2 separate regions of the Homo sapiens genome follow, and region 2 is linked to region 1. A link is a contact called in ENCODE Hi-C or POLR2A ChIA-PET data. All regions are on one chromosome and are shown on one strand. The core of a region is the stretch at or near the end of the contact, and the rest is flanking DNA. Distances in the headings are between cores, read along the strand shown. Region 1 overlaps SPATA13 (spermatogenesis associated 13). Region 2 holds the start of MTIF3 (mitochondrial translational initiation factor 3).

Region 1 (3,900 bases), core at 1,126-3,625:
TCCACTCTACTTGAACACTTTTTAAAGTGTCACATACTCTCAGTAGACATTGTTCAATTGAATTACGAATTGCTGATGGGGAAATAGCAATTTGCAGTTCAGCTGAAAAATCTTAGATGTAGTAGTCCACAGCGTGTCAATGCCAGCTCTGCTGGGCAGAGTTCCTCACAATGGCCAGACCCACAGGCCGGTGCTGCTGCCTTCTTCACCTCTACATGTTCCATTCCTCACTAACTTCAATAGGCTTTGAACCTCAACTACAGATGAAAGTTAATAATGATGACTTCTTATCTAAGGGAATTTTGACGCTGTAAAGCTATTATAAATTCTCAAAATGTATGTCACCAAAATCAGGAGAAATGAATGTATTATAATAATTAAAAAGTAAATTTTATTGTTTCTTTCTTCCTTTCTTTTACCATCTTAACCCTTTTTAAGCACACAGTTCCAGTTCAGCAGTGTCAAGTATATTCACACTCTTGTACGACAGAACTTTTTCATCTTGCAGAACGGCCACACATATTAAACACCAACTTCCTCTTCTTCCTCTCCTGTTCCTTGGCAACCACCTTTCCACTTTCTGTTTCTATGATGTTGACTACTTTAGATACTTCATATGAATGGGATCATACAGTATATGTCCTTTTATGGCTGGTTCATTTCACTAAGCATAATGTCCTTGACATCCATTCATGTGTACCAAGTGTTAGAACTTCCTTCTTTTTAAACACTATATAATATTCCATTGTTTGGTTAGCACTTCCATTGATTTTTAAAAAAGGAAAAAACCAAAAATATTCCATTGTGAGTATACACACCACATTCTGTTTACCTGTTTGTGGGTGAACATTTGGGCTCCTTTTACTACTTGGCTATTGTGAGTAATGTGCTACTATCTTTTTGAGACCCTGCTTACAACTCTTTAGCATACTTGATCAAATGGTAGTTCTAGTTTTAATTTTTGGAGGACTCTCCATACTGTTTTCCACATGGCTGCATCATTTCACATTCCCACCAACAGTGCGCAACAGTTCCAATTTCTCCACATTCTCACCAACCGTAGTTTCTTTTGTTGAAAAAATTGGTGTGGAAAAAACATTTTTTGGGGGAGGGGTGAGGGACAAGGTCTTGCTCTGTCGCCCAGGCTGGAGTGCTGTGGCGCGATCTCAGCTCACTGCAGCCTTTGCCTCCAGGGTTCCAGAGATTCTCCTGCCTAAGACTACCGAGTAGCTGAGATTACAGGTGCGTGCCATCACATCCAGCTAATTTTTGTATTTTTAGTAGAGATGGGGTTTCGCCATGTTGGCCAGGCTGGTCTCAAACTCCTGACCTCAGGTGATCCACCTGCCTTGGCTTCCCAAAGTGCTGGGATTACAGGCGTGAGCCACTGCACCTTGCCCAAAAAGCCATTTTTGGAAACGATCTTGTAAACAAGAAGCAAAGACTGCTCCAAATTGAAATCAGTTTTAAAACCCCAAATGCCTACATACAATCAATATGAGAGCAGACAGAGCAGGCTCTTTCTACAACACTTCCCGCAGCTTCAGTCAGGTAGAAGGAGCACACCCTTGGTCATCAAAACTGCGTGCTGACCATCAGCGCCTCTCTGACTGGGGACAATTCCAAGAGAACACATCTGTTCCACAGAGTACTATCAATTCCAAAAATGTAATAAAGTGAATTTATAATGCTCTTGTTCAATAACCATGGTTAACCATCACTCCTAGAAACACTGCCCTCTGGGGGCCCCTGATTCCTGGGGCTGCATTGGTCCTTCCCCAGTCCATCCCTTACACAAATGTCTCATTTTCCTCCCCCTCTCTGCTTTCCTCCTGGCTGCAGCTGTCAGTGAGTAGAATGCCCCAGTCCCCATTTTCAGCCCTGGCCACTTTTAGCTTTAGGAACTACTACAGAGAACAATGTGGTAGCCATAGAGGAGGTGTCATTTTTTTAAATTGGAAGGATTGTTACAAATACAGTTAGAGAAGACATCAGGAAAAAAAAAGCCCCTGACTGATAAGTGGGGGAGGGTAGTCCTGGTGAGGGTGTGATAACAGGGTGGAGGTTGAGGTGTTCTGTTAAATGAAAGGGAGGTGAGATCTAACACAGCCCTTAAACATCAGGCACTTGACAACAAGGAGACATAGATTTAGCTATTTTCATGAGGCACTCTCCAACACTGCCTAGCTAATGAGCAGCTGGTTCCCGACCAGCATCTCCCACCCAGCATCACTCCTTGGTGGGGAATTTCCCCTCCCTTGACTTCAGGGAAATTCCCCCACCCTTAAAATAATCTGCTAAAATCATGTATTTGAGAAAACCTCTTGCTGATGGCTCAGACTTCCTCAGAGTTGAGATAAGCCATTCTGACTTCCCATCTTAAAAACAGAAATGGCAAGCCCAGGCGGGCAGCTCGTGTTCACAGCTGGGAGCAGCTGTCACGGGCTGCTGCTCTGTGGGCTGAAACTATGGGTGAACCCCAAGAGCTCAGGCCACGGAGATGCACACAGAGGGAAAGAGCTGGGTCACAGGAACTGACAACGTCAAAACATGATGCACAATTTCCAGGGTCCATCCCCCTTCAGTGGTTCCCAAACACCCAGGGCCTGTGGCATCTAATCACATGGAAAATGTTTAGAAAAATAAAGATCCTCCCCTGCCCTGGGCCACTGAGTCAGGTTGGGTGGTGGTAGTGGGGAAGGATGTTGGCTGAGAATTTATTTTGAAAAGCTCCTCAAATGATTCTGACACCTGGAAAAATTTGGGAACCACTGGACCTTCAGGTTAAGCTTACTTAAACCACACCACATGCTCAGGTTGTTCTAGGACATATGCCTTTTGTTGCCTGTCCATGCAGCAAGCCACAAGTTGCAGGCAATGGATTCTGATTGCATTGGCTGGAAACCTCTGCGTTAGCCAATGTGTACCACTGAATGTTCCTTATTCCAACGAATAGGACAAAATCCTTCCATCCGTCCACGCTGACCTCTCCGCCTGGAGCAACTTTCCCACCCAAAACAGCCCATCAAATTCTGGCTCATCCCTCAAAAGTTTAACCATTGGCCGGGCGCAGTGGCTCATGCCTGTAATCTCAGCACTTTAGGAGGCTGAGGCAGGAGGATTGCTTGAGGCCAGGAGTTCAAGACCAGCCTGGGCAACATAGCAAGATCCCATCTCTATTTAAAAATAAACTTAAGGAAACAAAAACCAACCAAACAACAAACAAAAGTTGTAACCATCATTGCTTGGTGACGGTTCCATGACTTATTTTTCAGTTCCCTGATCCTCTGCCATAACAATATCTGCCTTTGATGTTCTATAAACATGTTAGACTAACCTCTTTTAAAATATGTATCGCATTTACATTATAGTTATTATTAAGTTTATATCTGTCCCTTTATATCCTGTCCCTACTCTTATCCTAGCTATGACTTTCTCAAGGACAAGGAACATGCTTAATAGTCAGTGTTGGGTGACTGAATTAAAGTATGAAATATGTTTCATGTTCCAGAATGTAAACTGTTAGTGTTGGAAAAGTCACTAGTATATCTAATCTAGACTTTCAAGCCATTCTTCACAAATAGTATTTTTCAATCTTTTAAACATGTGGACAACAATAAGATCAAAAGGAATCCTAGAAACTGACATATTAACTCTCACTAATAATCTGTTATTAATGTCTAAGGAGCTTTGAAGAATCATTCTCTTAATGTATAGCTTCACATCAGTATTCAACTTAGGGCCCTGCACCCTGGGCAGCCAACACCCCATTGGCTCCAGACCCCACAACCAAGCCAGCAGCTCCACTCCCTCCTGCTCTCAAAACTCAGCCTCTGTCCCGTCTCCAGTTCAGAGCTGGGGCGTCGTTGGCTCTGGGCTTCTTTGTATCTTGCGGTGAGC
Region 2 (3,900 bases), core at 1,043-3,542, 3.2 Mb before region 1:
CAATTGGGAAAGCTCTACACATGTCTCAGAGTCCTCTTCTATGTACATAACGGAGTAGTTTATTAAAGATCTGTGGCATAGTAATAGCATTTCCCCAAACCTCTTCATCTTTATTCAAGGATCTTCAAAGTCTGCCCCCACCAAGCACAGCTCAAGGCTCTCAATGACTCTTTAAAAGCTTCCAAGTGGCCGGGCGTGGTGGCTCACACCCGTAATCCTACCACTTTGGGAGGCCGAGTGGGGTGGATCACCTGAGGTCAGGAGTTCGAGATCAGACTGGCCAATATGGTGAAACCCCGTCTCTACTAAAAATACAAAAATTAGCCCGACCCAGTGGCACGCGCCTATAATCCCAGCTACTCGGGAGGCTGAGGCAGGAGAATCGCTTGAACCCGCGAGGTGGAGGTTGCAGTGAGCCGAGATCGCGCCACTGCACTCCAGCCTGGGCGACACAGAGAGACTCCATCTCCAAAAACAAAACAAAACAAAACAAAACAAAAAAACAAAAAACCCCACAAAAGCTGCCAAGCTCCATTTCGGCTGGAGGTCAAAGAAGAGTTCAAGGGAAAAGATGAAAAAAATGGCTTCTCTCCATCTGTGGGCATGTCTGTAATTGCCACCCCATCTCTGCATGTCTCCTCCCAGGAACACTAAAGCACCATCTTCTAGGCGTGGAGACATCTGACAATGGAAGTCTAGAAAGCTTCCTAAACCACCTGCTCTGGACACAGCTGCCTTCAAAGACGGACTGCAAATGGATGCTGGCCGGTAGCTTCAGTTACCAGTGATTACTTGGTGTGAATCTACCTGTGCTATTACCTTAGCAAATTTTAAGTCTTTAGTTTGGGCATTAAATGTTTCAGTTACTTGTACATACTTCACATCCTTTTAATGTTTTCATGGACTCGTACTGTTTACTGTTTCTCTCACTACTTCAGTCTAGCAATGCAAGGAACATTTAAAGTTTGCCTGGGTTTGGGGTTTTTTGGCTTTTTTATTCTTGATTCTGCTACTAGTTGTGCGACCTTGGGCAAATTTGTTTCAGTTCCCTCATCTGTAAAATGGGTAATAATAATAATTGGCTCATAAGGTTGTCCTGAAGATTGAATAACTTGAGATATGTTCAGTGCGTAGAACAGTGTCTGGCACATAGGCAAAAGCAATCACAAATGTGGGCAATTATAATTGCTGAGCACCTAACTTTTCCCAGGTATTGTGCTACTCAGTCTGTCCCCGAATCTACGTCACACAAAATATCTTGGCATTGAGAAATAATTTTGATAGAATAAAATGAATCCTTAATTCTTCTTGATTAACTTGGAAATGGCCAAGATGCACACCTGGACTTTCGGTCTCACACAAGAGTTGTTTCATTACCTCCCTATTTTAACAGTGAGCGTCGAGCTACCAGCAGCTAAAAAGGAAATGGAGATTTCGTCTTTGCTCCCAAAGAACTATTTAAAGCTTTAGTAGTTGTGTCATCTGTAATAAAAGACGTAATGCTGACTCAAGGAGTTAATGAGAAATAAGACAACGCCTTCCAGTGGACAAGTAGCCAATAAATGTTAGTTTTTCTTCGTACCAGGAATCCAAACATTCCAGGTATGAAGCCAGATTAGGTGGCTTCACGACTGTGGACTCGCAGTCTGCCCTTGAGGAATTTCTTATTGAAGAAGAAAAAGAGGGGGGACACGGGGCCCAGACCCCCAGCACCCGGCTTTCGAGCAGGCTCCACGGGTCCGGGTCCGGGTCCGTTTTCCCTTTCGCCAGCTGGGGCCCCGTTCGAACCTCTCCCAACTACAACGCGGAGGCTCCGACGCCCCGGCCCCAGCTTTGTTTTGCCTCCGGGAGCCGCGCGCCACCGGGGACCCGCGGGGAGCCGTTCTCACTCCGAAGCTGTCTGCTCACCTGCAAATCGGAGACAGCGCCCTTTCACTTACGATCCTTATAAAAGACGCTTATAAAACATTTTATTCAGTGTTACATTAAAAAGACGTTTATGAAAGCAATTTATAAAGCCCTAGTGGGAGACCGAGATTGGTGTTAATGTAACTGGAGTAAGGGCTGCTCCGATTGCTGCAGAAATTCGACATTAGCCTTCACCGCACCTGCGGAGCAGCGGGAGCCAGGTGAGCAGCAATTTCCCCTCAGGGACTTCCTCCGCGTTCTCCGCATTTTCTGTCGGCGGAACTGAATCCCAACAGTAGAAAAACGTGGCTCCGCCCATCACCTTTCCTTTAAAGGACGCGGGGTGAAGCCCCGCCCACTACGGAGAGCGAAGGGGACTCGCCGCAGATCCGCTGTACTTGCGTCCGCTACAGTATGTCAATCGCTTGCCCCAGCACAGGTAATGCTAAATATGAGGCGTGCGGAGCGGTGCGCGGACCGGCATCGGGAGGGCGTGGCCTTAGGGGGCGCCCCTGTGGAGGAGGCACCCGGAAGGTCAGGGCTACCCCGTCCCGCCGGTACCGAGGGCGGAGAGGCTCCGCAGGTCCTGCTGCGGAGTCGGAGGGTTCTGCCGGGCTGTAAAGCCATTTTCAGCGAGGCCGCTGCACGAACTTCCGAGGGATGTTAGACCTAGAGTTGCCGCCAGCCCCACTGAGCTTTTCTAGTTCCGTCCCGACATGCGCGCCCTCGTTTGTGCGCACGCACGCACGCAGTACGTCGCTACGTCCCGTCTCTAGCCCTGGCGCTCCGCCGGTCCCGTTCTGCAGGTGGGCGTCGCCGCCGACTTACCAACAACCGGGTCGGGGGCTCCCGGAAGTGCTCTTGCGGCTTACTGCCTGGCACAGGTGGGGCAGAGCGAGCCAGGCGAAGGGCGCCTGCGCAGGACATGCTGGACAAATGCGTTGTTCTTGCTGCCTGCTGTTGCGGGAGGAGGCCTTATGGGGGAAGGTCGCGAAGTGACTGGGATTTTTTTTCTCATTTGTCATTTAGTGGGCTCCGTGGCTTAAGACTTGAACCAAGTAAACGAAGTTCTCTTACTGAGAAGTCTCAGTTTCAAGTACGTGTTGTGAAAGGCCTAAGTCTTAGAAAAGTAGAGGATGGAGAGAAGAATCTGAAAATCGACTACTATTCATTCTGTCAGGCACAACACAGTAACGAATAAGTCCATTTTGTTCCTGCTTCGTAGAGTTTACGGTCTAGTGATGGAGAACAGCAGTGCTAAGATCATCACAAAACTGTAATTGTAATGAATGTTTTAAAGGAAAGGTCAACTGGACTGTAGAAGCATTCAGTGTTAAGCTCAGTAAATTGGGGGAGGGATGGGAGAACTGGCTTAGTTTGGAAGGTAATCAGAAGAATGCGCTAAGGATCTGGCGTTTCCTAAACCAAGGACGAGAGTACTGTATTTCAAAAACCGAATGGCCAGTGTGGCCTAGGCATAAAGAAGAAACTGGAGAGGTGGGAAGGGCCTTTTGGCCTGGCGAAGGTGTAGATCTTTAATCTCGGGGCAGTTTTATTTAAGGTGAGGAAGGTCCTGGGTGTAGTGACCGCAGTGCAGTGGGAACTGGTTGCCAGGGCTCAAGCCGAGTTAGGAGACTGGCAGGAATCCAAACGAGGTGGTCGATGTTTTAAACTGACGGTGGTGACAGTGGATACGGAGAGGACTGGATGGATTCGAGTGGGGTTTAGGAAATGAAGTCGATGAGGCTTGGTGTTGGGTTGACTGGGAAAGTGGAGGCGTCAAAGGTGTCTTGGAGGTGACTGGAGGTTGTGGATGGGTAGTGATCCCATCACTAGAGTTCTGGAAGAAGACTAACATAGGATTAACATAGGAGAATAAGTTAAAAAAAAATTTTTTTTGAGAGTCTCACCCTGTTGCCTAGGCTGGATGCTTAGGCTGGAGTGCGGTGCACGATCTCAGCTCATTGCAACCTCTGCTTCCCGGGTTCAAGT

What was found. Hi-C counts contacts between places; a loop is a spot of excess contacts on that map. ChIA-PET counts read pairs that join two places held with the same protein, here RNA polymerase II (POLR2A). Pooled maps may share reads with other maps.
Region 2: a pooled map shows a loop between it and region 1 (5-fold over the local background). The contact joins the promoter of MTIF3 here to the enhancer-like site in region 1. A Hi-C loop is called at or near these places in 1 of 168 maps with a recorded cell type or tissue (CD8-positive, alpha-beta T cell) and 6 of 50 pooled maps. POLR2A ChIA-PET finds 5 or more read pairs at or near these places in 1 of 52 experiments (B cell).

The regions. Positions count from the first base shown.
Region 1 is chr13:24,273,151-24,277,050 of GRCh38, reverse strand. The region is part of intron 4 of SPATA13 (spermatogenesis associated 13); the gene reads right to left. Among named protein-coding and RNA genes, the nearest start is that of SPATA13-AS1, 21 kb to the right of the region's middle. RefSeq lists enhancers at 1,781-1,840, 2,141-2,430. Within about 2 kb of position 2,375, at least 18 of the 41 ENCODE cell types and tissues checked have a DNase peak (open chromatin) inside an H3K27ac peak, as active enhancers do; they include B cell and CD8-positive, alpha-beta T cell, where a contact is called at or near this core.
Region 2 is chr13:27,448,956-27,452,855 of GRCh38, reverse strand. It overlaps MTIF3 (mitochondrial translational initiation factor 3), which reads left to right and starts at 2,292. Exons shown (of 5, transcript NM_152912.5): 1 at 2,292-2,347. RefSeq lists enhancers at 1,858-1,917, 1,938-2,297, 2,141-3,055.